Regions from separate parts of the Homo sapiens genome. Here region 1 is linked to region 2. The links are chromatin loops, found by intact Hi-C in ENCODE. Cell type or tissue: PC-3. All regions are shown on one strand. Links, peaks and the distances in the headings refer to the core of each region. The heading gives the core; the rest is flanking DNA.

Region 1 (16,143 bases), core at 3,769-11,768, 140 kb before region 2:
CGGCTTCACTCGCGCACGCCGACCTCCCGGCTGCAGTCCTACCTCTTGGAACTACCCGTGTTTCCGGGCCCAGCCCTCGCAGCCCCCCACCTCCTCGCCCCGGCCCGGGGATCCGTTGGGGCCGCGTCCCCCACGCGCCCCCGGAGACGCCCTTTCCGTGTGCGCCCGGGACTTGGTGAAACTTTGCAGGCGCCGGCTGCGAAATGGATTTAATCCGAGGCGTCTTGCTCCGGCTCCTGCTCCTGGCTTCCAGCCTCGGACCCGGCGCGGTGTCGCTCCGAGCGGCCATCCGAAAACCAGGTAATGCGCTCCTCCGCCCAGAGCCACCACGCCCCGAGCGCCCCTGCTGGGCTCCGGGGCGAGGACACAGAGCGGGCAGCGCACCGCCTCCCTCTCCCCGACCAACGTCTGCTTAACTCGCTTCAGCTCTGCCAGGAGCTGAGAAAAGACGCAAACCTCGCCCTCCCCCGAGCCCGGGCGGCGCTAGGGATATTTATTTATTAAAAGAATGATCAATTTTCCAGACATAGTAGATAGAGGTGGTGGTCCCCGTGTTTGACCGCAGAGAGCTGACAGTTGGGACAGCGATCGTGCTGTCTCAATTACAGAGGATGGCAACCATGCAGAGGAGTCAAACCAGCCCCTCCTGCGTCTCCAAACATTTTACTCAATTCATATTGTCCAGAGCCCAGCCATTTCCTGTTAAGTGTCTGAAGGGTTGCCTGGAGCCCCCTCTGCCCATCTCGGGTCCTGCCCACGCGTTGTGCAGGGATGTGGACTCTGCTCTTAGCATCCTCTTCCACTCTGGGGCCATTTGTTCAGAAGGAAGCACCCAGTGGGTTAATTTTACCGTGTTTTGAACTCCTGTCTTTGCTTTGGCATTTAAACAAAGAAATGTACGTTGTAACCTGTTATAAGGGACTGGGAATTGGGGGAGAACTTGAAACCATAATAACGTGTGTTTCCTCTAGCTGCATATAGGTAAAAAGTCTTCGTTTATTTTGGTCTACTTTGATTTGGCCTATGCTGTGAGATTATTCAAAGTAGAACATTCTGAACAATGAAGTTCTAAACATTGTTTCCCAAATAACGATTTTTATTACTTTTTGCTGGGACCATATTTAGAATTCTGAAAAATCTGTTTTGTCTTAACTTACTTTGTAAGGGAGGTTGTCTTATGGGATTAATTATATCTTATGAACAATGGAAAACAATATTACTTTTATTTGAATGCAGTCTGCAAAACCTCACAGAAAGTGCAGTTTGTCTTCACAAACGTTTCTGTAAGAAAGAGGCAAAGCTAGGAAAATTTATCAGAGGGCAGAGAAAATCGTCTTAGCGGGATCCCATGTGAATGCTTAAATATTTTCGCATTGAAACTCTCTATCTGGAAATATGACTTGTTGCATTTCGGCTCTGGAAGCGTCCTCAGTCTTTGCACTGTGTCTCTTATTACCAGCACTTGTTACCTGCCTTGAAATCTAAGGTCATTATCATAATCTACACCATATTTAAATTATGAGCCACTCCATTTATGAGCTCTTCAATTCATTTTGGAGATAATAGCTTCAGTCCAAGGTAATATCACATTAAATTGTTTCTCTTCCTGCACGCACACATACATATACCTTCAAGGATTTCAGTGAAGGGCTTCTTTCTAACTTTCCTCCTTAAGATAACCACATCACGATCAATTGCATTTTGCAGATTTATTCACATGAAATCATCTATTAATTGTCACAATTTTTAAACAAAGCATAGTTATATCTATAGTTTTAAAGCATGAACAGTGTATGCAATGCTTTTTAAAGGATATATTTTAATCCATTTAAGGGGAATTTTTAAAAAGCATTTTATAAAAACCTGTTGTATAAAACTGCTCATGTGGGTCATCATATTTTCCTTCTTATTTTTTGGAGTTCTTCTCCTAAAAAGATTTTCTACCTGGTTCATTCAGGGTCTCATTCTGATATTCATGCCAGGAATATGCCATGCTGGCCTCTTTGGTTTTATTTGAAGCATAGATAGGGTTTTGATAGTGGAAACACCACCTCTTAAATACTTTGGCATATTAATTACATCAAATTTGAGATAGAAGTGTTTAGACTAGGTTCAACCTAGAAGAGTTTTATTTTTATTACTTTATAATTTTATCCAGACACTAGCTTTCAGGTTGGAAAGCTTCTCAGATTAAAATGACAGCTACTTCATAACTTCAGGGGAAATTTCCCTCCTGGGCTCATTTACATCCCTTGGAAAGACTAGTTTTTGATCCGGAAAATTGGTCCAGATTAAAAAACTGAATGTGCCCTGCTTGGCTCTGATGTGAGCAGCAACTAGCTAATTTATAATCTTCCCCAGACACTAGCAAATCCTGCTAGTATCCATATGGGAGTTTCTTTGTACCTTGTTTCCTCAACAGAAATTGGTACATAGACAGTACTTTGAAGGTATCGTGGCCACGGTGCAGGCATACTGGAGCGGTTCTGTCTTATTTGGATGACCCTCCCTATCTCCTCATACTCCTAAATCTACTTTTGATAAGTATAGCATTGTTGGAGAAGTCTTGGATTCAAAATCAACCTGGAAATTCCCCATCCGCACCTACCTCTGGTGAGAAAAAACTGAGTAGCAGCTTCAAGTCTGAGTCTAGTTTGGGTTCAACACAAGCAACCTTTCTCTTCACCCCAAGATAGCTCATCTTTTGACATTGAACATTAATAAAGAAACCTCTGCATTTGCCAAGACTTACAAGAAATGACAGTTTTCAAATTAAGTGAAATTAAATCATAATAACTAACACTAAGTGCTTGCTACACTGTTCTAAGAACTGGATGCACAGTGATTTATTTAATCAACCCAATAGCCCTGGGAGATGGGGACTATTATTATCACTGTTTTACTGAAGGAGAAATTGTGGCTTAGAGAGGTTAAATATCTCATCCAAGGTCACACAACTAGTAAGCGGTGGAATGGAAATTTAAACTCTGATATTCAGGACCAGAAACTGAGCTCAGAACACTGTGTTTGCAGAGGTGTGTAGCATGTCTTGTAGGGTGTCTTCCTGGAGGCTGAAGAGTGGAGCTCCCGTGGGTCAGATATTGGAGCCTAGGTGGAGGCTGCTGTTTTGTGTGGGGATCCTGCGTTGCTCTTAAACATTTGTAAATGGGATCTGCCCATGCCTGCTAAGACAACAGAGTGCATATGATACTGAAAGAATTTTGGAAGCTACTGTCTACTGGCCTCATTTATAAGAATCACAGGGTGTGGCCTTATGGGGTGATGATGAACCACTTGCTTCTCTTGTTGAACTCCTGGGGATTAAGGCTGGTGAGGGTCAGAGGGCCCACTACAGTACCTGAGGGTAGAAAAAGGGGCCTCTGAAGAATGGGAGGGTTTAGGGCCCTGTCCTTTCCCCAGACCTTCACGGTGTGGACACACCACTCATTGGATAGCCTTCATTCCTTTTCAGACTACAAATTAGAATCATAGGCCTGGAAAGAAGTGAAAAGTCCTCATTTTGCAATGAGGTTGAGGGTGACTCAGTAACTTGCCCCAGTTAACATCAGAAGCTGAACTGGAACTGGCACCTGGACCTCCCACCCTCCTGAGTGGTCTCTAGCCTAGTGCTGGTCCCATCACCTGAGTCTCACCAGAAAGTGCGGGAGGACTGCCGTGCTTCTGTGGTGGGGCAGGAAGAAGGGAGGGGAAATCCAGACAACTGCGGGAACCAGCATGCAACAAGTCACTTAATTCCCGCAGGCATATTGCTAACTCTTGTCCTTATTATCATTTTAAAGTCAGATTTATTGAGGTATAATTTATATGCAATAAATTTCATCAAGTCTACAGTTTGATGAGCCCTAACAAACATACACAGTAATGTAATCACCGCCGGAATAGAAATATATAGAACATTTCCATCATCCTTAAATATTACCTTGTGTCCCTTTGTAGAAAAATGACTCCCTCCCAGCCCCTGGTAATCACTGATCTAACTTCTATCCCTGTAGTTTTGCCTCTTCCAGAATGTCATATTTTGTGTCCACCCTCTGTCGCATAATGCTTTTAAGATCCATCCATGTTTTTGCATATATTGGAAGTTTGTTCCTTTCTTATTGTTGAGTAGTGGTGCGTTGGATGGACCATGGAATTCCAGTTTGTTTAACCATTTGCTAGTTGGTGGACTTTTAAGTTGTTTTCAGTTTTAGGCTATTATGAATAAAGTTCCTAGACACGTGCACGTAGAAGTCTTTGGAAGATATATGTTTCCATTTCTCTTGATAAACAGAAGGAGTGGGATCACTGCATCACATGGCAGGTATATGTTGAGCTGGATAAGAAATCACCAAACTGTTTTCCAAAGTGGCTGTACCATCTTACATTCATACAATGTACGAATGTTCTAGCTGCTCCTAATCCTCTACAACACTTGGTAGAGTTTTTTTTTGGTTTTGTTTTAGTGATTCTATTCTAATAAGCATGTAATAGTATGTCATCACAGTTTTAGTTTGCATTTCTCTAATGACTAATTATATTGAACATTTAAAAAATTTATTTATTTGCCATCTTTTCTTTGGTGAAATCTTTGTTTAAATGTTTGGCTGATTTTTAAAACTTGGGATGTTTGCCGGGCATGGTGGCCCATGCCTGTAATCCCAGCACTTTGGAAGGCCAAGGTGGGCAGATCACTTGAAGCCAGGCGTTTGAGACCAGCCTGGCCAACATGGCAAAACCCCAGCTCTACAAAAAATACAAAAATTAGCCGGGCTTGGTGGCGCGTGCCTGTAGTCTCAGCTACTTGGGAGGCTGAGGCACGAGAATCACTTTACCCTCAGAGAGGGAGGTTACCATGAGCCAAGATCGCACCACTGCACTCCACCCTGGGTGACAGAGGAAGACTCTGTCTCAAAAAAAAGAAACAAAAAACATTGGGATGTTTATTTTCTTATGATTGAATTTTGAGTGTTTTTTGTATGTTCTGGATGCAAGTCCTTTATGAGATCTGTGTTTTGTAAATCTCGGCTTCTAGTATGTGGCTTGTCTTTTTATTTTCTTAATGGTGTCTTTCAAAATGTAGAAGATTTACATTTTGATAAAGTCTAATTTATCATTTTCTTAAATGGCTCGTGCTGTTTTTTTGAAAGCTTAACCCGTGGCTGCAAAGATGTTTCCCTATGTTTTATTGCAGAAGTTTTTTAGGTTTTACATTTAGGTCTATAATTCATTTTGAGTTAATTTTGTATGAGGTGTGAGATATAAGTCAAGGTTTATTTGCTTTTGTATGGATATCTTGGCTTTATTTTCTAAGCACTCTTATGCTTGGTGGTGGGAGGTGGTACATCAGAGGCAAAGGGATCTCCAGCTTGGAAGGCTTGCTGTAGCTCTCAAGCTACAGTGGCTGTGCCATTAAGACCTCCTCATTCCTATGCAGTAGATAGGGTATAGATCGTTTGTCTCTCTACAAGGTTCTGTCAGTGAAGTCAGACTTAGGGCTGACAGCCGTGGCATGTCTGGGAAGGATTCCTGGGGTTAAAGACCGGTGCTCCCAGGCTTAGAGCCTGGGGTTGCTCTTTGTTTATTTAGACAAGTCTCCTGACATTTATTAACTCTCTGGCACTAGGGGGGCTGGAGAACTGCACATGGGTCCTGCCTTTCCTCCTGCCTGTCCAGTTTGCCTGAGGTCCCAGGGTCAGTCGAAGAAGGTCAAGTCAGCGTTCAGAGTTCAAGGTTTTCCCTGGAGTATCTGGGTGTCCATAATCATCCTTAGCACGATGCAGCTCTCTCATCTTTTTCTTTCCACTTTGTCAGTATTTCTCTAGTGGTATAATCAAACTAAAATAAAGATGTAAGGAAAGTCAGGAAGCAAAAACAAAAGGCTGGAAGAGAAGGGTTAGCTTGTGGGCAATACATCTTGTTGGTTGCTGGTAGAGATACATGCACCTCTAGAGGCATTCTGCTGCTGCTAGTGTGAGGCTGAATGGCTAAGGGGCAGTGGCCAGGGATCAGGGGTCATCCTGGTCTACTTCCCCAGTGCCACCTTGATCTACCTGGAATTCACAAGAGACTGGTTAGTTCCTCACTTATAGCTCTCATCCAAGCCCTCTTCCCAAAGCATGGCAATTGGGGGAGATCTCTCATCTGTATGTTCCTTCCTGTCCCCTTTCCAGTCCACTGTACTCCATATCCCAGTGCTGATTCAGGCTGTCTCATTTATCAGGGAAATCTTTAGCTCACAAAAGCCGTGGGGCACTAGAAGCTAGGTGCTAGGGACCTAGCACACTCATCCCCAGCACCCAACTCCTAGCGCCCCACGCAATTCAGGCAGACAGAAATGTTTTCCTCTGATTCTTCACTCCATCACTGTGCTTCCCCTCCTATTGGTTTCAACATCTTATCTAATCTTCATAAGGAAGCACTTCTCTCTTTGACTCCATCTCTCTTTGTTAGTCTCACTCTTTCCATTAATTCTCTGTGAGAGGTAAAGAGACAGAGGAGTCAAGGTCAGGAGTAAGTGTAGTTTAATGTGAGGCAAGACTTGTTTTTCCGAATTCTTTCTCAGGGAAGAGTGGCTTGGCCAGAAAGGAGCTGAGTGGTGCTTTTTGTTCTTCTTACCCAGAGCCGAGGGCTTTAATAACCTTAGCATTCTTTGGGGAATAGTAGTCCATCTGTTTATGGCTTACTACAGCCCAAAAGTGGTCTAGTAATTTTGGCTAGATTTCTGGAAGACTGAGACTCAGCATCCGAGGCTGAGGTGGGACTCCAGCTTGCCCAGGGCTATCCTGTGGCTACCTCGTGTTCTCCTGCCTCACACCCTGGCAGGCCGGACTGTAGTGTTTCCCAGCTGACTGAATGATGTGATGTCTTGATTGCAGCAGAAAATCTTTTGAGTTGCTCAAGGCCCGTGTGCCTTGCCTTTGTTTTTGCATGTCAAGCTGCACATCTTAGAGATGCACCTGCTATTTCAGTTATCGAAAAAGGGAAAAGGTGAGGAGATATGGCAGCCTTTAGAGGAAATCCCCCAAACTCATCTTTGATTTCACTGATTGTGGACCTCGCCTTCGAGGAAGGACCCCAGGGTGTAGCTTCAGCCTCCTGAAATGAGCGGGGGTACTTTTGCTTCCTTGCAGAACCCCTCATGGGTTCTCATGCAGTGGCTTAGATGAGTCAAATAAAATTTCTGCCAGCAGAGGGCGCACATTCCAGAGCTGGCTCTGCGCGGGTCTCCGCCCTCAGCAGTAATTCCTGCACTAAGTGGATCTGAATTTTTAGAGTGCAATCCAGGCACCTGCCTTTTTAAACAAGAACCTCAGATGACTTGATGCACACTTTGAGACATGCCAAAAGAGAGTTTGGACTCTCCCACTGCCTCCCTCTCCCTGGTACCTCGACCCAGGTACTCTGTGTTATGCTGATCTTCACTGCTTCATACCTCCACGCCCAGCTGTGACTGCTGACGACAACATGTTGCTCTGGGCATCTGTATTTAACCAGAACAACCCTGTCCTTAGACTCTAAGCTGACCGGTGAAAGAGGGAAACCTTGCAATGGCGTTAACAAAAAGCCACGCTGTTCTCTATATAACCAACATTTTCCCCCCTTACCTCCCTCACCCCCAATCCCAAGCTTATTCTTTCAGCCTTCAAGGCTGGTTTCTCCTGGTGGAGCAGGAAGGCTTGGGTAAGAGCACATATTTTGATATTCCACACATTGGGGTTCAAGTTCTGACACTTTACAGCTACATGGTGACAGTGGGTCAGTTATATATGCTCCATAATCCTCAGTTTACTGATCTGTAAAAATAGGATAAAGAAAGACCCTACCATAAAATGTTCCAGGGAAGATCCAATACAGTAATGCATGTAGCAGGGCATTAAAAAGGATTAAAGACTGACATGTGAAGGCAATATTTAAGAAATTGGGATTGTTTAATCTGGACAAGGAAGAAAAACCTGAAAGAATTTCTATATTTCCAGGCATCAGAAGTAATAAACATAGACATTTATGATTTTATGTACTTTTATTCTTTTCTATAGGTATTAAGGTATGGTTACATGTGATGTAACTTGTATTGAATTGTAACATTTTTCAGACAAATGAATTAACAAATTAGAAAGACTCCCTGGTCAACCACATGCCTTGATTTTTGGTTTGGAAAATGAGGATGATTTTTGCCTGGTAATTGTCTTGGGGGAAGTTTTGCAGGATGTGGTAGGGCAGCAGCTGTTCCTAAAACAGAATTATCCAAACTGATATGTTACTGGGAGTCAGTGAAAGTCTCCATAAAGCCAGAGAGCTCAGAAATGGTCCAGGTTTTGCTCACTGATAAGTTGATTGGAGTAAATCAGGAATCACTGCTAGGGACATGGAAAAATAGACCGGGCTCACTCAGTCCATTTCCTATTGATGTTTCCTCAGCTGGAAAGAGCCCCCACTTATCCAAAGCAGGCTAGTGCTTTGAAAGAGCTGAAGTGCTACCTAAGGAGAGGATATGATCTAACAATAGTCATAGTAATTATTATTACTTTCACCAACCACACCGAGCAAGGATATACATCCCAGTGCTTTGATCTCATTTCCAGTATCCCCCTTATCTAAAGACACTTGACAATTCTTTCTTGTCTGACTCTGCAAGTCTTGAGCAATTTAAATTTTAACACTTGTGTTTGCTGACAGGGCACCCAAAATCCCAAATCAGATTTAATGCAATGTTAATGCTATTTATTTTTCTTGCTGCAATAAGTTTATATTAGCCATTTAGTGGCTTACATTGTGCAAAACGAGTTGTATCAGCAGGCACTTTTCTGTAACATCTGGGCACTTGGAAACATAATACTTAAATACAACCTGAGTTTAAAGCCTTCCACAGACAGATGGCTAATTTGATTGATCTAATCTTTCAGTTAGGAATAGATCCCATGATCCTTTGCTTGTAATTCTTGAGTGAGCAGATAAATAAAAAAATGGGTGATGGCTGTGAATTAGGCACCTGTTATATTGTCTGTAATTTATTTTTTAAGTACTTCAATATAAACAGTGACTCTACGAATTACTTTAATCTCTACCCTGGGGGAGCTTAGTTAACACTTGAAGTAATCCAGGCTAGAAGGCACCGCTCTGGCATAAGAATTTACAGCTATTTTCATCTCTTGGTGATTGTGCCATGCCAGTGGTTAGATATTTGGAACTTCACCTCTGTCTTAGGCAGGAATCCAGACTGATTAGTGATTATTTGAAGAACTTTACTATGACGTTCCAAGTGGCAGCAAATATACTTAGAATGATGTTATCAGATATTCACGCTAGAGGGTTCATTAATTAGCATAAATGATGTTAGATGCAATGTTTTTATTGGTGAAAATATGTGATTAACTAGAAAGATTATTCATGTCCCTCTATTTTTACGTGGACAAAGAGTAAGAATCCAGCAACTCCAGAAATCAAGCTACTTTCGAGTGGCTGAATACAGCTAGAGCTCCATTCATTTCTGTGTTTCCCTCACACAACAGTAGACTCATTTGCCTGGCCCCACCCGGCAAGATGGTTTGTTGATTTTTCCATTAGAATATTGATGTATCTCTCTCAGCAGATACAAGCAGTTGCTTGTATTAATTAGGGTAATTAGCATTACCTATTGTAATAAATCCAAATCTGGGTGGCTTGACACAAAATTTATTTTTTGGACTTAGTCTAAGTCCAAAGTGGATGTTCCTTTCTAGGAAGCCCACCTCAGCTGTCTTCCTCCAAAGGGTGACTTGAAGACTCAAGTCATTCTGTCTTTAATCCCACCATCTTATAATACCACCATCTTTAAAATGGACCTCCAGGGTGGGAGGTAAAGAAAAAGAAGTCTTGTGAGAGATTTTTCTGTGCCAAATCAGAATATGGTCATGTTGCCCTAACCCAACTATACGGTTTCTGGGAAATGTCGTTCAGTAGTGTGCACAGGAAGAAAAATAACTAGATGTGGTAGATTGTCTCTGATGCAGTGCTTTGGAGTTCCTGAAATGACAAGAGGAAACATCACCAAATTTACAGCAGCAGGTTGTATGATAATTTTCGTGGCTTCTTTCCCATGGATATTTTATACGTGGCAGAATTTGACTTGGAATTTGCTTTTGTTGTAGTGTACAACCTGGTTGAAAAGCAAATAGTTACCATCTACTTTTACTTGCTGGAGGCCACCACAATTTTAAAAAGGAATCTAAAAACTAAACAGTCAAATTGATTTAGGCCAGTTTGCAGTAAGGTTCAAAAATATGTATATGGGTAAGTGCATATGTGCTATATGTTACTATATATATTTCCTACATTTTACAAAAGGTAAAATTAATCCCTTTAAAAAAAGTTGGCCAGGCTCAGTGTCTCACACCTGTAATTGGGAGGCTGAGGTGGTGGGTGGATCGCTTCAGCCCAGGAGTTTGAGACCAGCCTGGGCAACATGGCGAAACCGCATCTCTACTAAAATACAAAAAATTAGCCAGTTGTGGTGATGTGCACACTTACAGTCCCAGCTACTCAGGAGGCTGAGGTGGGAGGATCACCTGAGCTCAGGAAGTTGAGGCTGCAGTGCAACATGATCCTGCCACTGCACTCCAGCCTGGGCGATGGGAGTGAGACCCTGCATCAACAGCAACAACAACAACAACAAAAACAACCAAAAATTCACTACCCAGTGGATTAAATAGAGTGAGTTTCTAAGGCATATCAACTAGAACTCTAGTCCCTCCCACCCCTAGTTTACTAGAAACTCCTTCTGTTTGTGTCCCATAACAAAAAGGACTGACTAGTCATGGTAGAATATTCAGTAAGGGTTGCTTCTTAAATTATAAAAAAATCTTTTTTTTAGACACCACAGCCTTCTTTGATGAAGATGAAGATGCTGTGGGCTGATCTCAACAAAAACAAATTGATACAGTTGGTTGAACCACTTTTCTTTTCTTTTTTTTTTTTTTTTAGACGGAGTCTTGCTCTGTTGCCCAGGCTGGAGTGCAGTGGCGCAATCTCGGCTCACTGCAAGCTCCGCCTCGCAGGTTCACGCCATTCTCCTGCCTCAGCCTCCCGAGTAGCTGGGACTACAGGTGCGCGCCACCATGCCCAGCTAATTTTTTATATTTTTAGTAGAGACGGGGTTTCACTGTGTTAGCCAGGATAGTCTCGATCTCCTGACCTCATGATCCGCCCGCCTCGGCCTCCCAAAGTGCTGGGATTACAGGCCTGAGCCACTGCGCCTGGCCTGAAACACTGCACTTTTCAAAGCACTTCTAAAAATGATCTCATTTGATCTTTGCAATCCTTGCCCTACCAGGAAGTCAGGGCTGATGACTTAACAAAAAGGAAATAGCCAGGACATGAACCTAGGTCATCCAGCCTCTAGCCCTTGTTGCTTCCCATCAACCCAGCGGTGTTTCTGCAGCTAATGGATAAGAGCATGATCATTGCTATGTGCTTGAGTCTAGCTCTGCAGCCAGGAGGGACCTAGTCAAGAAGACACGCTCTTCAACCAGGCTTCACTTAGAAAGACTCCATGCGTGTCATGGGACACTCTGTAGAGTAACCTGGGACAGCTTTCAGTCATGCTCCTCACTGGTTGGTATGTGGGGAAAGTGGCTTATTTTACAAAATACTGGATGACTACAGGTCAGTTTGCAACTGAGAAGCAGCTGTTGCAGCTGGAGGATATCCCCAAAATCTTTTCAGATGTCTTCTATGGAAAACCCTTTTGGGATCTCAAGGACCACCCAGATGACACTCTGAAGCTTTCCATCCCTCCACAATTTAGCCATCCTTTTTAGTAGCAAATGATATTTGTTAGACCTTCAATGTGGCATATTTCAAGGTTTATCATTCCAGTCTCAGGATTTCTGTTAGTTTCTCAAACATCTCTTTGATGTTCTGGGAATTCCCAATTGGTGTAGTTAAATAAACCATTAGTTTGGAAAAAAAAAAACAACAAGCATTCATTTGATAGTTGTTTTTAAGTAATTGACAAGCTTAGCCACAACCTACACCCATAATACACATCCCTTCAGCTTGAAGGAATTGTAGTAAGACTCCAGTCAGACAGACCTGGGTTTGAATTCTAGCTTTAAAATTTATTTATTGCTGTCTGATTCCAGATAGAGTAGTTTCTTTATGCCTTATATATTTCATCTGAAATTTAAGGTTCATAATACCTACTACAAAGGTTTTGTGTGATAAATAAATGAGAAACTATGATGACGGAAGATATACCTGCAAAAGTACCTAAACATTTGGTACATAATGGGCATTCCAATGTTAATGCATATTAATTAGATTCATTGTGGTCTATAGAGTTTATAGAGTGGTAGAGATGTTAACTTTTCTATATTTATTGTAACCCCAAATATTGACAACATTGACATAAATGTATAATTGAGCTTAGGCATCCATGAAAGTGGAAATGAGAACAATTTCATTTCCTTAATTTCATATTATGAATTATTAGAGTTTATTTCCTCAAATGAGGACTTTTGGTGTTTATATTAGTCATAAAGTTATTGATATTGATGAAAGAGTTGGAGTCAGTTTTGAGTTTAATAAAAACACCCAACCTTTGTTTTGGACTTTGTACAAAATCAAGAAGAAAGGATCAGGCCACTATAGTAGTAATAGATTTTTCAGGCATCAGCTGCATGGCTCCCTACCTTGAAAGACATCATTTGCAGTTAGAATATCAAAATTTCTTTAGCTACTTTTTTACTGTGATATTAAGAGAATAAATGTAAAAGATGCTATTTCTATGATGTGTTCTCCGCCTTCATTTTGCTTCAACCGTACTCTCTACCAGAATAGTCTTCCCAAAATGAAGTTCTAATCCTATCACTGTTGCATTTAATATTCTTTTCTGGCTCACTACTGCTTTCCAAACTCTAAAGCTGGGCCTCTGAAATCTGTCACAATATAGCCCCAACTCACTTTCCTGTCTTCACTGAATACATGCCTGTATTCCAGCCAGGATAGATTATTTGCTATTCCATAGACCTCCTCTTCACTTTCCCAATGCTGAATGTTATCCACATGTTGATCTGACCCCTTGGAATATCCTTCCGTTATCTCTACCCAAGGAAACACAAGCTTCAAAGCATGTCCCAGTTACCTCCAGTTCTATGAAGTCTTCGTGTACTCTTCCAGCCAGAAGCCATTCCTCTCTTCTCCCTTTCTACTTTATATTATGTTATCTGTCTACTTGACTCATGTCTTCTGTTAGATTTGTAACTTGTTCAAGAAAAGCACCATGACTTCTCTACTTTTGTATCCCCTGCATTGCCTAATGGATTATCTTACACATGGTTGGCCCTTCACAGCCAGTTATGGAATGGAAAACAATGGCTTCCTTTGGGGCAAATACATTTTCACATTGTGTGATTAATTTGATCCTATTCCAAGCTTCTGAATTCATTTCATACAGAAAAAGTGTCACTTCCATGTGCCAACATTTTTGCACAACATATGCAGACATTTGAAAACCCACATTTCAGTATGATTCAGAGAAGTGAATGCCCCAGGGAGTCACTTTGAAGCAATATATAATTTAAATCCCACCTACATGCTGCCAAAGGCTATTGGAATAGTGGGGTTTTAAGGAGACTCTAATTGAGTCTGTGCTGTGAAATATGTCATGTTCAATACCTAGAGAACAGGTAGAGCTTGAAGTAATGCATGGGGCTGCCTCAGACTTGCTTTATAATGTCTTTGGAGGCTAAGAAGCAAAGGCAATACCATTTACTCATACACTGAAAAGTAGTAGGTGGGGAGGGGTTAAAATAGTCCAGTGTCCAACAATCCTCCTTCCCCCATTTGTCTTTAAAACCAAAGGAAAGAGAGGCTTGTGTGGGAATGGCATCGGAGGTATGATTGAAAAGGTCAAGTTGCGGGAAAAGGATAAAGCTAGACCAGTCTGCCATAATGAGAACTAACTGTGAGATCATAAGTAAAACAGTACTCCAATTCTTCAACATTCTTCTTCAATTTTATTGTACTGACCCTGGCTTGCTTATGAAGATCAATTCTGTATTCCCTTGAAAGCAAAGCAGCCAAAAGCTAGAGTGTTTGCAAAGGATTTTTCATTCTTTGTTTTTTAAGAACCAACATGCCTGATAAAAATGAATACTCCTGGTAAGTCCTATTGAAAGCAACCAGTTGACTGAAACATTCATCAGTTGACTTTTTGAGAGGTGTGTGTATGTGTGTGTGTGTGTGTGTCTGTGTCTGTGTCTGTGTGTAACCTAAAAGTAACCTGCATTATAATAGCAGTTAAAAATGAACTAAATTGTTTTGAAGTGGTGAAGTATTAGTGATACATGTACCAATGTCTGAAATTTACTTTGAAACACATTTAAAAAAATAAGATTTAGAAGAGGAGGATGGTATAAGATGGTGGAATAGGACTCTCCAGCAATCATTCCCCTGCATAAACATCTATTTGAATAACTATCCATGCATGAAAATACTTCACAAGAGCTAGAGAAACCAGGTTAGAGACCACTGTATCTAGTTATAGCATAACAATAAGAAAAGACACATTGAAGAAGGTAGGAAGGATAGTTATACATTACCCATGTCACCCCTTCCCCAGCAATAGGCAGCACAGCATGGAGAGACACACCATACACTTGAGGGAAAGAAAGAGAAATAAGCAAAGGAGTTTGCTTTGCACTCTAATTCTGGGCTCACCACAGTAAAACCCAGCACTGGGAAGTCCTACACAGCCCGATGACAGGCTGATACCCACAGACATAGCCCCTAGACCTATCCCTACACCAGATGGGAACACATAGCCCCTGCAAGATGGACTCAAGTTCTGGCCTGCATCACTGCTGGCCAACTACAGAGGCTTTGGACTCCACATAATCCCTAGTGACAGGAAGGCCTCAGAAGGTGTGACTTTTGGGCATGCCCCAGTGCTGTACTAGCTTCAGTGGCCATGGGCTTTGATTACACATCAGCACTGCAGCAGCCTTAGCAGCCGTGAGATTCTAGCCCGTGCTGTGACAGCTTTAGCAGCCATGGGACTTCAGTTTGGCACTGTGCTGGCTGTGACAGACCTGGGCTTAGAGGGCCCCCACGCACTGCAATGTGTGCAGTAATTGCAGTCTTGGGGACCACACCCTGACAACCTGCCCAAAATCTCTAGATAGGCTTACTATTGAAGGACATTCCTAGACAGAGCTAGACTGTGAACACTGGAATAAGTATCTGCTTCATCAATGTGCAGACATTGACACATGACCAAAATGATCAAGAACAATTTGGGAAACATGACATCATCAGATGAACAAAATAAGGTGCCAGTGACTAGCCCTGAAGAGATGGAGCGCTATGAACTTCCTGACAAAAAATTCAAAGTAGCTGTTTTAAGGAAGTTCAATGAACTTCAATAAAATGCGTAGAAACAGTTAAATGAAATGAAGAAAAGAATAAGTGACCAGAATGATAAATTTAACAGAGAAATATTAAAAAATCAAATATTATAACTGAAAAATACAATGAACAAAATGAAAAATATATCAACAGCAAAGTTTATTAAACAGAAGAAACAATCTGTGAACCTGAAGATATTTGAAAATATACAGCGAGGATTAAAAAGAAAAAATGAAAAAAGAATGAAGAAAGCTTACAGTATTTATGGGATAGCGTCGAAACAGCAAATGTTTGAGTCATTGGCATTCAAGAGGGAGTAGATGAAAAACAAAGGGGTAGAAAGCTTATTTAAAGAAATCATAGCAGAAAACTTTTCAAACCAGGAGAAAGATATAAATATCAAATTATAGGAATGCCAAAGGTCTCTAATCAGATTAAATCCAAATAAGGCTGTCTCAGGACATATTATAATCGAACTGTCAAAGATCAAAGACAAAGAGAGGATCCTGAAAGCAGCAAGAGAAAAGGAGCAAATAACATATAAGGGATTTCCAATATGCCTAACAGCAGACTTCTCAGGAAAACACTTACAGGCCAAGAGAGGGTGGGATGATATACTCAGTTTTGAAGGAGAAAAAACTGCCAACCAAGAATACTGTACCCAGAAAAGCTGTCCTTCAGAAATGAAGGATAGATAAAGACTTTCCCAGACAAACAAAAGCTGAGGAAATTTATCACCACCAGACCTGTCTTACAAGA
Region 2 (16,143 bases), core at 4,517-12,516:
CAAGTAGCTGGGACTACAAGTGTGAGCTACTGTGCCTGACTAATTAAAAATTTTTTTTTCTGAGAGACAGGGTCTTACCATCTTGCCCAGGCTAGATATAGGATTTTGTCTGGACGATTATTATCTCCTAGCACTTTGTCTTTAAAGAGTGAGAAGAGAGGGTCTAAGTGTCTCTGGTTTGAACAACTTGCCCATCTGAATACCTAAAGGAGAATTGAACCATGGTTGGTACTCAAATGTGAAGCCACTTTAAGGAACAGAGAAGCTACACAGACTCAGGTGCTCACATCTTAGCTTCAGCCCTCTTGCTGTGCAGCTGTAGGCGTGTAAGTCTCCCTCCCCACTGGACTGTGAGCCACCGACAAGCTACATCTGCTCTCTTTGCCATCTCACTCTCCCTGATGTAGCTCCTGATTTCTCAGTGCAAGATGTGAATTGAGCCCCCTTTTTCAGGGAGCCAACTGGAGACCATACTATGTATGTCAATTTTCGGTTAGTTACCCTGTCTCTCCAAATGATTTATCTTTTCATCTTTGCTTTTCTAGCAGATCATCCCCATAAGGACACAAACGTGTGTTCTCTACTCATAGAAAAGCCTCTCCTTATGCTCACAACCCACCACCTACCACTCCATCTCCCTGCTTTCCTTCAAGCTAGAGTTGTTGTGTTCACATTCACTGTACCCACTCTTTAAAAGCCTCCTATTCATTCTTCAACCCATCCCAACCTGCTCCCACCCCCAACTACTCATATGAAAACACCAATGATCCACATTTTTTCTGAACATAATGTTGTCCCATAAACATATCACATGCCATTAAATTTCTTTTCAAAAAGTGTAAATGATAAGGAATGTGATATGTACTGCCAGATTATCCCACAGAAGGAGAGAGAGAGAGAGAGAGAGAACCCACCAAAGTGCAAGCTTCCTTTCAAAAGCCATATCCTTCTGATGCTATGGGTAATAGTTTTCTCCCATTAACAGTCAGTTTACAATTGCTACCAAACTACCAAACTTCCAGTGAAAATGACTGACTAGATACATAGATCGTATCAGATTATAACTGGGGTCTTTCAACTAACATTTATTTTGCATTTACCATGTGCAGAGCACCCTGCAAGATTTGGCTCGTATAGAAAACATTCACTCACTCATTTACTCACTCACTCATCTAACAAATACGTATTGGGTGCCTGCTGTGTACATAGCACTGAATTTTAATGTCAGCCACCATTTCAGATGTTTAGAAATGTTTTAATCACCTGTCTGAATTTTACACTGCGCACCCCACCTCCAGTCCTGAAGTATTGCCACAGAAGGTTGCCAGGAAATTATTATTCATTATTCTCTAAACTTACAGAGGCTCCAAGCCTGAAATTTCTCACACACCATGATGGAAAGATGGCCTTGGGTTTTCCTGCTGTGTTCACAGCCGCTTCTCCCATTATGCTTTGCCTATGTATCTCCTCCATCAGCAGGTGGCAGAGAAGCAGGTGCATAACACCTTGGTCTCTGGCCATCTGCTTGACTTTCCACGGCCCCGTTATCTTTAGAAAGGGAGACTCCGAGAGAGAAAGACACAGTGGCATGTGTTTGGTTGACTGGCTTATGTACTTCAAAAGGCAACACCCCACAGGGGTTATGCACCATTTGCGCTTCTGCTGTGTGGATGTGCATAAAGATAAAGGCATCTGAGAAGCTTTGAGGTGAGGCCTCTGGAAGTCACTGGATGCCTGAGGTGCCATTCTTAAGCTGTGGTCAAATAAGAGTTTCATGAAACGTGCTGAGCATAAAAGAACAACATATCTGCCTATGGCCAGTACTTAGAGCTACTTTTCCCCACCAGTCAAACCACTGCATTCATTAGACTCATTCAGATTTGAAGGGACTGGTTCCAGCAGATTATTTGGGGGAAAGGGAGAGCAAGAGAAGCCATCCACATCTTTGCAGTCCCTGAGTTCCTGTGCTGGCTGGTGTTGAGCAGGCCTTCTTCATGCAGAACCCAGCTACTAGGTAAGTCACCCAGTCGCTCTTGTGACTCACTCACACAGCAAGTACTCAGTTGCAATTTTTTTTAATTAAAATTTTTATCTTTATTTTTATAGAGATGAAGTGTTGCTATGTTGCCCAGGCTGGTCTTGAACTCCAGGGCTCAAGCAATCTTCCCACCTCAACTTCCCAAAGTGCTGGGATCACAGGTGTAAGCTACCACGTCCAGCATCAGATTCAATATTTTCTAAGATAGGGTCTACCTGAGCTGTTTGCTCACCATGTTTCAATTAGGAATGCATTAGCTGCTGCAGCTCCAGCTATCACAAGCACCTTCACTGCCTAAGCAAATGTAGAAAGCTGGGAGGTTCCAACAGGTGTCCACATGCATCTTAGTGACCCAAACTGTCATTTGACTCTCCCTACCCCCACCCCATGAGCAAAGGGGACTTAAAAATCCAGTATTTAGCTTCTGTAATATCTACAGCAGAAGCAGGTGAGAGAGGAGGGAGCTGAGGTTAAAATATCTACCTTATCTTCCAATGTGAAGCACAGATTGTCACATCAAGGACCCTCAGAGATGGCTGGTCGGAATGTGGTCATTATAAGATCAGGCATAGATCCTGGTTCAGTCATTTTTTTGGCCAGGGTAGCAGGACTGACTTTACTTAAAGCGTATAACCCAAGCCAAAGTGACTTAATGCAGAAGAGCCACTGGGAACATCAACTCCAGAGGGGCTCTGGGTGTGGATTGTTTTCCAGGAACACTCTGCAGAATGACATCCTTAAGATCCTGGAAAGGTGTGGCTCCCCTTGGGCCTGAACTTTTGCTGTTAAGAACCTAGATGAATGCTGCTGTCATATATTTTTATTATGGCTAAACTACTCCAAAAGTTCACTGTTTCTATTTTCCATACATTCTGTAAGTTTCTAAAATGTGTCAGGACTGAGTGAGGTTTGGGTGGTACAACAGAAACCAAAATAGATAGTGTTGATTTCCTCAAGGATTTTACAGTCTGGTGGGAGAATTACATTTATGAAATCATCACATAAATAAGCATAAAATTACAAACTCATAATGCCACTAAAGAGGAGAGCTATGAGAACATACCTTGTCTGGGATACAGGGAAGACATCCCTAAGAAAGTGATTTTGCACAGAAATATAAAAGAATTAAAAAGGTAAAGGGATGGGCAGTGAGGGATAAGATTTCTAAGCATAGAGAACAGCATTTGCAAAGGCCTTGAGTCAGAGGAAAGGATGGTTCATCCAAAACATTGAAAGAAGAGCCAGCACAGCTGGAGCACGGTGAGAAGGAATACATTGGTGAGAGATGAGGCTCAAGCTTGCAGGGCCAAGTCACTTAGGATCTTGGGAAGACTTTGAAGGGACTCAAGTCACAGGTCTGACCTGACATTATTCCGTCTAACCAACCAATTCTTGAACATTTGCACTGAAAGAGATGACCCAGTTTCTGTCTGTGGCTTACAGCCTCATGGAGAGAACCATTCTTATTCTGGTGGGTATTAGGGTTTTGAAGAGACACAATTAATAGCACTTTTTTTGGCCCACTTTTGAAATCAATTGAAAAATAAAACAACACAGTCAGCAGAGGAAGATGATAAGGATGAAGATGAAGCAGATGAATCAAATGCCATTCTTATTTCTAAAAAGGCTGGGTCAGAAGACGTAGCTCATTCTAAGAGCCAAAGTGAGCTTGCAAACTCCCTTCTGTCCAGTCCAGACTATGGGAGAGCCCACTTGAGGGAAAGTTTGGGTTTGCACAGGAGTCACACCTACCCAGGCTACTGTTTTCCACTATGCTAGGTGGAGAGGGAAGGTAGGAAGAACTGAATTAATTCATTCCAAATCGAATTCCTCCTCCCTCCCCAGGTTCTTTTTTATTTTTGTTTTCGTTTTTTTTTTTTTTTTTTGAGATGGAGTCTTACTCTGTCACCCAGGCTGGAGTGCAGAGGCACTGTCCCAGCTCACTGCAACCTCCGCCTCCCAGGCTCAAGCGATCCTGCCATCTCAGCCTCCTGAGTAGGTGGGATCACAGACACATGCCACTATGCCTGGCTAATTTTTGTATTTTTGTTAGATATGGGTTTTCGCTATGTTGTGCAAGCTGGTCTCAAATTCCTGAGCTCAAGCGATCCACCCACTTTGGCCTCCCAAAGTGCTAGGGTTACAGGTGTGAGCCACTGCACCCGGCCCCCAAGGTCCTTTGATAGATTAGCTTCCCTCCTTCAGAAATGTGGACCTACTGCTTCCACTTAGCAGCCAAGTCACTGTCCCCACCTCTGTAGGCAGGGAAAGCGGTTGGACAAGAATCCAGCAGTACTTCGGGAGACTCTATTCTCATGACTGGAACTTCAAGAGTAGGGAATAAGTGTTCCTCCCTTGTTGTTGCTAAAAGACATTAAGAGAAGGGACTCAAAATACAACCTGCTCCTTTTGAGTGAAGATGGATTCCGATAAATGACAATGGATCACCTCCTACAGGAGAACACAATGCTACAATCCCAAAGCATGTGACTTCCATGCTGGACTAACTTCTGTTTGCTTTTTCATCCACATAAGTAAAATTCTCCAGTTGTTTCTTCTTCAAACCTTGCTTGATGTGACAGATACCTGCAATATGTCTAAATTAAAAGGGTGACTTTTAGGATCACAGAATGTTAGTGCTGGAAAGGTTTTCAAGGTCATCAAGTCTAATCCTACTCCTTATTTTATTGGAAAACACAAGACCCAGAGAGATGAAGTGGCCTGCTCAAGGTCACCCAAGCCATTTATGTCCTTCTCCCAATTATTTGGATTGTATGACTACCGATATTTCCAACTACATCATGTTGATATAGCTGAGAAACTCATTATTTATAGAAAACCTGTGATGCCTTTATTAAAACAAAGCACAGGTTTTTTTATAAAATAAAAGTCACCCTTTTATCTATTAACAAAAATTTGTGTTTTGTTTATTAACTTTTTTTAATAACCCCTGAACTAGTGGTTTGATTATTCTGGTTCTAATAAATGTCTCCTTTTTAATGTTCTCTTTTCCTAATTAACAAAGTACCAAGTAGAAAGAGATAAGTTATGCACTTTAATTACAATAACCCCAGGCTACAGGGAGAATTCTTATCACTGGCTTGGACCGTACATTCTGTGCTCACTTAGAAATAACATTGGTAAAAACTTCCTGTAAGCTGTGGATTTGGGATCTGAGGTGGCGGGGCAGTCAGGAAAGAGAAGTAGTGAGGCTTTAGTTCCAGGTTTCTTCCATCATGCTGTGACTGGTTCTCTCTGTGCTCATTTCCTTCTTATTAAAAATGGGAAATGACTATTATCCTGGATTATTATGAGAGAGGGAGTTTGGGATGCTGCAAAGAGGACTGGGTTGCAGCAGCAGGAGCCCAGAATTCTAGATCAACTCTGCCACTAATGAGCTGCTTCTCTGGGCGAGTCTCATGGATTCTTTGAGCCTTAGTTGACTCCTCTGTAAAATGGGCTTGTTGTGTTAGCTGATCCCTGCGGTCTCTCTATGAAAGTTAAAATTACTTTGACTCTAAATCCTTGTGATTCCATATTCCTTTTCCCCTTCTTCTTCCGTACCCTATGTTTCCCCAAACTGAGTGAACTCAGGTTTCAAAGAAATAGGTTACAAAAAGTGTCAAAACGGAAACAATTTTTACAGAGACCAAAGAACATTATCCATTGAAAAATATGTGCCTTATTTTACTTGTCGAAATGAGCAGAGAATCCAGGATTATTTCCATTCTCATTATGGTATCATTTTGTAGCAGCAGCAATTTGCTTGTGGTCCTTTTCTCTGAGGAGTTCCCTTCAAGAAACAGAATTTCCTAGAGCAGATGGAGGGGCAGTAAGAGATCTCAGCCACCTACACTCTAACCCTTGGCTTCTCTAGGTTCCAGGTTCTTCTGACTGAACTATCTTTAGATACTTGATGCCAAAAAAAATTGTGCAATAGAGTCTTATGGACATTGAACTAGAGTCATATTATCTGATTCTAGAGTTAGAGCTTCCTCTAATGGGATGCATGATCTTGATTTTAAGTCAATTCTTTTCTGTGGCCTCGGTTTCCATGCTTGTGAAATGACAAGATTGGGCTGGATGGTGTTTAGATCTCTTTCCATTCTTACTTCTAGCTTCATTTGGGGGAAAAGGACAGGATTGGTGGCAGTTTTCGGGGTCTTTGGATTGGGAGGCAGAGTCCCACCATGTTGAGCAAGGGCAGGACATAGTTCAGCACTGTGGGAGTGTCTCCTGTCACTCCTCTCAAAGGTGTTGACCTTTGTTGAGTACATGAAGTGTTAGTGACATGGAGGAAGGGAAAGGATATGAAGAAATCTAAAATATGGTTTCTGCCCTCAAAGGATTTACAATCGAGTTGGTAAACACAAGGGCAAGAGTCTAAGGCCAGGAGCCCAGAAGATCTACATACCATCTTACACGTGTGTTGACTTTATCAAGCAATGGGCATTTATGCTGATTGGAGGCATATATCCATGGCTGGGTTGCCCCATCCAGGAGAAGATGAAGGAATGTCCTACAAGTCTTGGTGGCTTCTTACTTTGTGGAGTCACCATTTTTCCCAGAAGAGTCTGTTTTCTTTTTAAAATGTCGCTTGATTTTGGTCTTCTGATGGCACACATTCAGCTCTGTCTCCATAGAATGCATGCCCTCTGGGAGAATAGGTAGGCTGTGTGTAAGGAGATAGGAGTGGGAAAAAGATGACAATGGGAAAAAGCATTAACCAAAATCCTAGGGTAAGAAAATACAAGATGCATTCAGGAGACAACTGGCAGGCCAGTTTGGCTATTATATAGCTTTTAAAGAGTATTTTTTAAAAAACAACAAAAACCTGAAAACATAATTAGGATTCAGATTAAGTAGCATGATGTAGTCAAAAGAGAGACCAAGGATAAAATCTAGCCCTGCCATTCCCCATCTGTCTGCCTTGAGCAAGTTATTTAATCTCTCTGTGTCTATATCTCCACTTGGTAAAATGGAAGTAATAACACCAATTTTATAGTATTTTGTGAGGATTAACTTAAGCGATGTATGAAAAGCTCCTGGCACACTAAGAATGATCAACATATGGTAATTTTCTCAAATTCTAGGATCTTTCTACCTCCACAGTGGCTTCTTCTGCAATAGGCGATTAGGAGAGCAGTCACCAGACAGACCTTGGATTTGAGTTTAGCTCAGCCAGTTATAAAGTCTTCAATTTTAGGTAAATTACTTAACTACTCTTAACTCAGTTTTCTTATGTATAAAATGGATTAGTCATACTTACCTTGTAAGATTATTGAAAAGTTTAGAAATATATCATGTTAAGCACCCAATAGTACCTGATAAGAAGAGGAGATGGAGTAGAATTCAATAAATCATGGTGATGGGGGAAGAAGGAGGAAAAAAGGAGCTGTTTTAATTGAGAACCTTGAATTCTTGACCAAGAAGCCTAGAATTTATGTTGTAGGCAGTGGAGAGTCACTGAAGGTGATTTTTCAGATAGGAAATCATAGGATAAAGATGAAGAGAATCTTAACCTTGTTGAGAATGTGTTAATAAGGTGCACAGGGCAAGGAAGAACAGCCTGGAAGGAGAGAGACCAAACTACTGAAGACAAAAGCCAGCTTGCTTTATGTATGTGCTGTATAATTCTTTTACTACCAAATGGATTTCTTCTTCTGGAATCTAACAATTCTGAATATGTGAGAGAGGCAGAGATAGAAATGAAGAGTGAGGGAAAGGACAGAGGGGAGAAAGAGAAAGAGAGAGAGGGGCCGAGAGAGATAGATACAGTAGTTCCCTCTCCGCAGGGGATGTGTTCCAAGATTCCCAGTGGATACCTGAAACTGCAGATAATACTGAACCCTATATATGCAGCAGAACTAGCATAAATTTCATTTTCCTTCTTCACAGTTTCACAGATAGAAGATTCATTCTTGCCATAGATCTTAGCAACCTCAGCATATGATTTTTTTCTTTCCTTAATTCAGTTGAGAACTTTCACCTTTTAATTTAAAAGATGCACTTCATGGCTTCTCTTTGGCATATCTGAATCCCAGAATCACTGCTCTTGCACTGTGGGGCCATTATGAAGTCAGATAATGGTTACTGGAACATAAGCACTTCGATACCATGACAGTGAATCTGACAACTGAGACGGCTGCAGACCATGGGGCAGGGAGCATATGGAGCACGGATATGCCAGACAGAGGGATGATTCATATCCCAGGCAGGATGGAGCAGGGCAGTGTGCTATTTCATCGTGCTACTCAGAACTTATGAATTGTTTATTTCTGGAATTTCCCATTTAATATTTTTGGACTGTGGTTGATCGAGGGTAAATGAAATTGCAGAAAGCAAAAATACAGATAAGGGGGACTGCTTGCTGTACAAAGATAGAGACAAGAGGAAGGAGCTGTCCTCAAGGGCCTTTTGTGTGAAGACATCTGGCACACAGATACGCTGCATGCAGGTGGCTTGAGAGAACATGCATCCAGGTATAAATCTGGCATCGACAGGTTGAATTTTCAGTTGACAGGTGGACTACTTTAAATAAAACTGGGGAATTGGTGTGGAAGGGATGAGAACACCGCCTCCCCTTTGTTATCCCACCTCCACCAAGAAGTGCCCGAACCCCTGAGAACAGCTCACTCCACCCTGTCTCTGGGTCATCTGCATCATCTGCTGACTGCACTTCTCTCGTCTGGTCTGGGAGGAGATTGATTTCTGGTCAACAGCACGCCCCCTGACAAAAATGACTTTCTGCCATTTCCTTCCACTCCATTTTCAATCTGATTGCTATTCTGTTTGGAGGAGTGCTATGGTCGGAATGTTTATGTCTCCCTCAAATTCATATGTTGAAATCCTAACCCCCAAGGAGGGGCCTTTGGGAGGTACTTAGATCATAAGGGTGGAGTCCTTGTGAATGGGATCAGTGCCCTTATTAAAGAGGCCCAAAGGGGCTGGTTTGCCCTTTCCACCATGTGAAGATGCAGTGAGAAGGCACCATCTGTGCCCTCATCAGATACTGCCAGCCCTTTGATCTGGGACTTCACAGCCTGCAGAACTGTGAAAAATAAATGTTTGTGGTTTACAAGCCATCAGTTTATGGTACTTTTGTTGTAGCAGCCTGGACAGACAATGTAGGAGGGTGAGTTTGTCTTCCTGAGAATGGTGCATGACTTAGCTTATTCTGAAAGCAAAATGTCTTTAAGTTTAGTTTATGTTTTTTATGCTTTTTATGTTATTTTTCCTTTTTCTTTTCCACTAGGCATCCAAACACTGGATGTCTAATAACTAATGAGTGGCAGCATCCTACCAAAGCCAGTTTCTGTTGCCAAAGTTGTTACTGCCCTAAAGGCTGGTGCCTGGCTTTTTCAGTTGAGAGAGGGCAGCAAGTTAATACCTGTGCTGGCCCAAATCCACTGTGAGGACATGCAGGTGCCCTGGAGCCGCTCTTTAAAAGGCTGCCACCTCCTGGTGGAGTGTTTCCCATGTGCAACCTAAATCAGAGCGCTGTGGATCAGTGGATTCTGCGGATGACAGTTGAATAAAAATGCCAACTGAATGTTCCCCAAAAGATGATGCTCTGTATTGACGTCTGAGAGGTTTTCTCACCCACCTTTCAGTTCTGAAAGATTTAGTTGTCCTGCTAAGATGGATGAAATGGATGACCCCCAAGATACCTTATAGGGCCCCCTTTTTTTGGTTGTGGGAGTGTTTACTATAATCTCCCTTTTTTGTTTTAAAGACCTTTTAGTGAAATACTTTGTACTTCAAAAGTATATATATGTATATATACAACATATAAAAAATATGAATATTTACAGGTACCCAGCACTTACCTTAAGAAACAGAATATGATGGAATACTCTCAAAGGCCCCTGTGAATCACACCTCATTCACATCCCTTTTCTATCTTCCCTTGGGTATTTATGTGTTTGTCCTGCTTTTTTAAAGAGTTTAAATTACATATATATGTATCCCTAAGTAATATATTGTTTTGTTTGCTGTTGTCTTTTATATTAATGTCATCAAACTAGATGCATTCTTTTGCAACTTGCATTTTTTTTGTATGAAGTCATGTGAGATTAAGCCATGTTGATATATTAAATGATGATTCATTCCTTTCCCCTACTATATGGTACTCCATTCTATAGATATACTATAAATAATTTAGTCATTCTTTGTTGATGGACATTTGGGATGTTGTTTGTTCTTATAAATAGCATATTTGGAGTATTTTTTACTATTACAAATTCTGATGCTATGAACCTGTTTTGAACACGCCTTTTGGTACACAGGTACAGGAGTTTCTCCAGCTTTTGTAAGTTGGGATGGGATTGCTAGGTATGAACAAACATCTACTTTATGAAATATTTCCAAGTATTTCACAAAGTGACTGGACCAGTTTATACAAGTACCATATGAGTCCTCATTGATCCCGTCCTTAGTAATATTTTTATTATCTGATTGACATTTTTGCCAGTCTTGTCAGTATAAAATGGAAGCTCTTTCTGGTTTCAGTTGGAAATTCCTTAGTAACTTATGAGAGGAAACTTTTTTTATATCTTTTGGTCATTGACGCTTCCTTTTCTGTGTTGAATTCATTGTTATGTTTCCAATACACTGCGTTCCATTCGGTACAGCTCTGCCTGTGGCTGAGTTAGGCTAGACAATAGTGCAAAGAAGGCCTGTGCTGATGAAGGGTGTGCTGCTTTTCTTTGTGAAGGCCCTGAGGAGGCGGGAAGTGGCCGCTATGGACCCCGTTATATCACCGACATGGGAGCTGGTGAGGATGATGAAGGATTTGAAGACGACTTAGATTTGGATATTTCCTTTGAGGAGGTAACAATAATCTCTGCTCTTAAAACCCAGGGTGTTTGTGTTTTCTTGCCGAACAAGACAATTTAGCCAATGGACCATAAACATTTTACTTAAAACTTAAATGTGCCCATTTGCTTTTAACACTGATTTGTTTTGTCTGATGATCAGTCTCCAGGTGCTGATAAATCAGTAGTAGGGAAGTACTAGCCATCCTGATGTTCCATAGGCAGCTCCTGCCTGCGGACTTCACAATCTGGCAAAAACATATTTCTATTTCCCACCAAGGGAAATTTCAGAAAATCAAGTATTATAAGGAAATGAACAATTCCTTGACAAAGTCATGCATCTTCATCATATTGTAATAAGAATAAATAATGTAATATCAGTTTTACTGCTGATTTTCTGAGTAATACAAGGAAAAGCACTATAAGTCCCTGACCATCAAGCTCTTTGTCCATAAATTAGAGTCAGTGCTGTCTTCCCCATCTCCATCCTAGGGTTTTTGGAAGTGACCATGTTTTCAAGTACTAGGCAACAACTATAAATAAAACAGTCCAATTGCCATGCTCTGTGTTCATCTTGAACCCCTTTCCTTCTCTGGCTTTAGGTTAAACCACTTCCTGCTACCAAAGGAGGGAATAAGAAATTTTTGGTGGAAAGCAAGAAGATGTCTATATCTAACCCAAAGACCATTTCTAGGCTCATCCCCCCTACCTCAGCATCTCTCCCTGTGACCACGGTGGCTCCCCAGCCCATTCCCATACAGAGAAAGGGGAAGAATGGTGTGGCCATAATGTCAAGGCTCTTTGACATGCCTTGTGATGAAACTCTCTGCTCTGCTGACAGCTTCTGTGTCAATGACTACACCTGGGGGGGCTCGCGATGCCAGTGCACCCTGGGCAAAGGTGGTGAGAGCTGCTCAGAAGGTAGGCCCTTGGGGGAGAGGAAGAAGTGGTGATGAATTGGCACCATTGACAGCCAGAGGGCAGTTTTGTGGTCCAAACATAGTTCCTTCTAGTCCCTTCTCCAAGATAAGTACCTTCGTCCACATATTGGTCATTAAATTAACTATACAAGGCAAATTGTGAGGCAACTTTCATTGCTTCTAAGTAGACAGCAGCCCTATTTCTATGTGTGCCAAATGTGTAGTCCCTTTAAAGCAATCAATAAATCATCCTGATACTATCTTAGAGAGGTAGGTTTTACTATAATCACATCTCTACCAAAATACGCAGTTAAAGCTTATGCATGAGGGTTAAGAAGGATAACAACTGGGCCAACTTATATTACACAAAGGCCTGTATAGCTGAGGGCAAGTGACAGTGGCCCTAATGCCATTGGTTTCTTCTTAGGAAAGCCAGTGCCGGTCTCCAAAAATGCAGCTTCTTCCTAAGAATTTCAGAAGCTCAAAGTCTCCAAGAATGAGAGTTGTAGGTATAAAAAGTATAGAAAAGAAGATAGCGAAGTTGAATAGATTAGTGAGGGTTCTCACTTAATGATATTCAGGCAACGTTGTATATTGATTTTTGCTTTTGAAGAAGTGAGGAAATAGCATTCTTTTGTGTTGTCTTTTTTCTTCTTCAGATATTGTTATCCAGTATCCTCAGTTCTTTGGCCACTCCTATGTAACGTTTGAACCTCTGAAGAATTCTTATCAGGCATTTCAAATTACTCTTGAATTTAGGGTAAGAGGGATGTGTTGTTTGATGAGTGCTTTTTGGACACTTTAACACAGCAATGTGCTACATTCAAAGGCTGGGGGAGAGGAAGCGGGGCAGCAGGGAGAGCGACGAAAGGTAAATATGACACAGAGCCTGTCTCTAAACCAGCTCATGAGACAATAGGAATGAAGAGTACATTCACAACATTCAAGTGTGACAGTGAGGAGACGGTGGGTTTGTATATTACTGAACTATAGAGTAGCTGGCATGAAGATTGCAAGTGAGAATGTTGGGGTCCGAGCAATGTTGTTCACAATAGTGATTTCTCCCAGGCCAGGATTGAGAAGAAACAATGCATTCCCCGTTCCAAAATTGTTTAAAAAGAGAGCCCAATTCTCTGTCTTCATTGTGATAGCTGTCACTGAACAAATAGAAAACTTTTCTTTACGCAAGCCTTGCTTCGTGAGGGCCCAGTGGAGGTTCTCTGATTTGAATCAACTGCAGATAAGAATTCAGTCAGTGACCTCAGCTTAAACTGATTCTTTTGGGTATCTCCAATGATACAAAAAGGTCTGGAGGTCTGGAAAGAAGTCTCATTTGAAGTCATGGCCACAGTGTTGAGTCTTCAAGAAATGACCTGTCTTAGTCTAAGACCACCAGCACAGCTTTTGGCTGAGCTATTCTTACCATCCTGTTCTCCTGATAGAAGGAAAGAAGCAAATGTGCATGCCTCCCCAGGGGGAGGGAAATAGAAAGAACAAAGTGAAAATAGAATTGGATGTACACCAGCAATGTCCTCACTGTGACCGTGGTCTTTGTACATTTGGTTTTCTGAGGCTCTGCAGGTGCATCCACAAAGGACAAGTAAAGAGCGGGTCAAAGATGGGGTCACCTTGCTCTCGCCTCACTGCTACCCCTCAGTTTATATCACTGCCATTTGTTTATTGAAAATGAACTGGGACCAGGTATCTGGGAGTGAATTGGAGCCCACATGCTTGACCCTTTGTAGATAGGATCGTGGAGGAGAAAATGCTCAAGTTTCACATTTGTGTCTTTCCAGGTGGTGCCTTAAGGAAGGGGAGGTGCTTACTGTTCATGTGGCTTTTGTTTGTATAATCACAGGCGGAGGCAGAGGATGGCTTACTGCTCTACTGTGGGGAGAACGAACACGGGAGGGGGGATTTCATGTCCCTGGCTATCATCCGACGCTCCCTGCAGTTCAGGTAATTCCTGCCAAAAGCCTCACACTCTTTTTTTGTTACATTATCTTACATTATATTTGCCTTTTTATAGTATGAAAAAATATATACAGGATAGGTTCTAGTAGATGAAAGAATGGTTTGTATAAAATGAGTATGAACCAGTTTACCAAATACTGGTGTACTGGGATTGCAGGATAACCTATAAAACTTGGGTTTTGGAAATCATTCATTCATTCAGCAGCACCTACAGTGTAACTGGCTCTGGAGGTGTTGTAGAGTGTACCTGGTCCTGGGGATGCTGTTGAACATACCTGATGCTGCAGGTGCTGTTGAATGTACCTGGCACTGCAGGTGCTGTTGAATGTACCTGGCTCTGGAGGTGCTGTTGAATGTACCTGGCACTGGAGGTGCTGTTGAATGTACCTGGTGCTGGAGGTACTGTTGGATGTAACTGGTGCTGTAGGTGCTGCTGAATGTTTCTTGAGGAGGGTACCTGGCACTCCTGTCAATCCTGAGGATGCAGAGTGAGCCAAAGGAATACAGTTTCTTTTCTCTGGAGCTCTAGTGGATGTGATGGGAAGAAGGCTGGGGCCTTCTCATCTCCCTTTGGCAAATGTGGCTGACAGGTGTGGACTGAGAGGAGCCTCCAACCTCCTATGGGCTTACCATCCTCATCTTCCTCTGGGCTGTGCTGGGAACTCTTTGGCTTGCCTCCACTGCCCTCATCGTTTCTCCCCCAACACACTTTGGAAGCCACCTTTAGCTTATGTGTGGTCTTCCTGGGGGGCAGAGTTTTGTCGAAGGGTGAAGATTTTAATGAGTCTTGTGGAGGTGTGCACTGCACCTCTTTGTGAACAACCAACGGGCACCAGCCTTGTCCTTCTCCGTGGCGCACTGGCTGACATCCTAATGGCACCAACCCCCTGCTGCCTGACCTTCAGCATGTGGCGCAACCTCTCCAAGCCTGCCTTTCCTCATGGGGCTGTTGTGAGGGTTAAATGAGTTAATTCATAAAAGCGCTTAGAGCAGCGTCTGACCCAGAGCAAGTACTCAATAAGCATCAGCCATTATTGTCTTCTTAAATTACCTTCAGCATAAAAGTGTTTTTGGTTAAGTTGAAGAAGGCTTCTGAGCATCCCACTTGGGCTAGAAAATGGGCCCCCATGCTTTACTAAATGATTTGATTCACAGAAGTTTGGTGTTAGCCACCAGGATCTTGGGCGGTGGTTTTCACCTTGTAGGGTCCTAGCACTTGGAGGATCGGATAGACTCTCAGTAGCACTGGCAGTTGTTAGCTGGTAGCAGCTCTCCAACTATGTAACTCCTGCTGAGTGAATCTGCTATCCTCTTCAGGGTAAGCCTGTTTTGCAATGCCTCTTGACTGCATCTCACTTCACTGAGGATCTCGAGACAAAGGGAGGGCCTGAGAAGTGGCTGCAGTTAATGCAAATCCTAGTAAGGAAAATGCCGGCTACGACTCCTTCCCCACCGGCAGTCTCAGGATCCATGTGGAAGAGGCATGGTGGCTATTTGGAAGTGGACCAGAAAGGTCCAAGATTCCACCTGTTAGGCATAGTGACCATGGGCACTCCTGGGCCATAGGGAGGTTGGGATAAAAACAAGAATAATGCAGCCATCTGAGGACACCCCTCCTCTGTCTCACCTCACTGCTGAGCCTCCTGTGGACCTCGCCTGTATTGAGGTACAGCTAAGCACAGATGGCAGGGCTGGCCAGCTTGCCAAAATGAGCCTGAAGACCTGGATTTTTATATTTTATGAATATCACTGAGCTTTATTATTTGAGAGTTTGGAAAGTCCCCAGAGAAATCCCTGGAAACACAGTGACTTGCATTCTATTCACTGTAGCTTGAATTCACTGTAAGCATTTGGCAATTGCTGAAAACAAGAAGGAGGTCCTTAGTTGCCCATCATTTTCTTTTCTTTTTCTCTTTCTTATGATTTTTCCTTTACTTTTCTTATGGGTCCTGTCCTTTTCAGAAACAAAGAAGGCTAAATTGCTTCCGAGCAGAAGTGATCATGTACTTCCAGTCAAAAGAAAATGGGAGCTGGTTGCAGTGGCTCACACCTGTAATCCCAGGATTTTGGGAGGCCAAGGTGGGCGGATCACGAGGTCAGGAGATCGAGACCATCCTGGCCAACATGGCGAAACCACGTCTCTACTAAAAATACAAAAATTAGCCGGGTGTGGTGGCATGCGCCTGTAGTCCCAGCTACTCAGGAGGCTGAGGTGGGAGAATCGCTTGAACCTGGGAGGCGGAGGTTGCAGTGAGCAGAGATCACACCACTGGACTCCAGCCTGGGCAACAGAGCGAGACTCTTTCTCAAAAGAAAAGAAAAGAAAACGGGAATGCGGATTAGCTACTACCTTTCATTAATTTCTTTTTTTTTTTTTTTTTTTTTGAGACAGAGT

Evidence for each region. A loop is a pair of places that touch in the nucleus more often than their neighbours do. Peaks named below come from ENCODE experiments on the same cell type or tissue, not always from the same donor. Only the 100,000 strongest peaks of a DNase experiment are listed, where the experiment ranks them.
Region 1: a loop joins it to region 2, with 16 times the contacts of the local background. A loop is called at or near these places in 4 of 110 quality-filtered maps.

Annotation. Positions count from the first base shown.
Region 1 is chr5:38,258,552-38,274,694 of GRCh38, forward strand. It overlaps EGFLAM (EGF like, fibronectin type III and laminin G domains), which reads left to right and starts at 8. Exons shown (of 22, transcript NM_152403.4): 1 at 8-300. The coding sequence starts at 204. It overlaps LOC124900966 (a long non-coding RNA gene), which reads right to left and starts at 115. Exons shown (of 2, transcript XR_007058739.1): 1 at 43-115. In PC-3, for the core only: CTCF peaks have their summits at 7,180 (motif pointing right) and 7,379; a DNase peak (open chromatin) is centred at 7,190; H3K27me3 peaks cover 4,923 bases.
Region 2 is chr5:38,395,372-38,411,514 of GRCh38, forward strand. EGFLAM (EGF like, fibronectin type III and laminin G domains) reads left to right here. Exons shown (of 22, transcript NM_152403.4): 7 at 10,755-10,870; 8 at 11,457-11,775; 9 at 12,434-12,534; 10 at 13,633-13,733. It overlaps EGFLAM-AS2 (EGFLAM antisense RNA 2), which reads right to left and starts at 8,100. Exons shown (of 3, transcript NR_102750.1): 1 at 8,028-8,100; 2 at 6,453-6,710; 3 at 4,443-4,635. In PC-3, for the core only: a CTCF peak has its summit at 9,514 (motif pointing left); no DNase peak of the experiment used is centred there; H3K27me3 peaks cover 3,908 bases.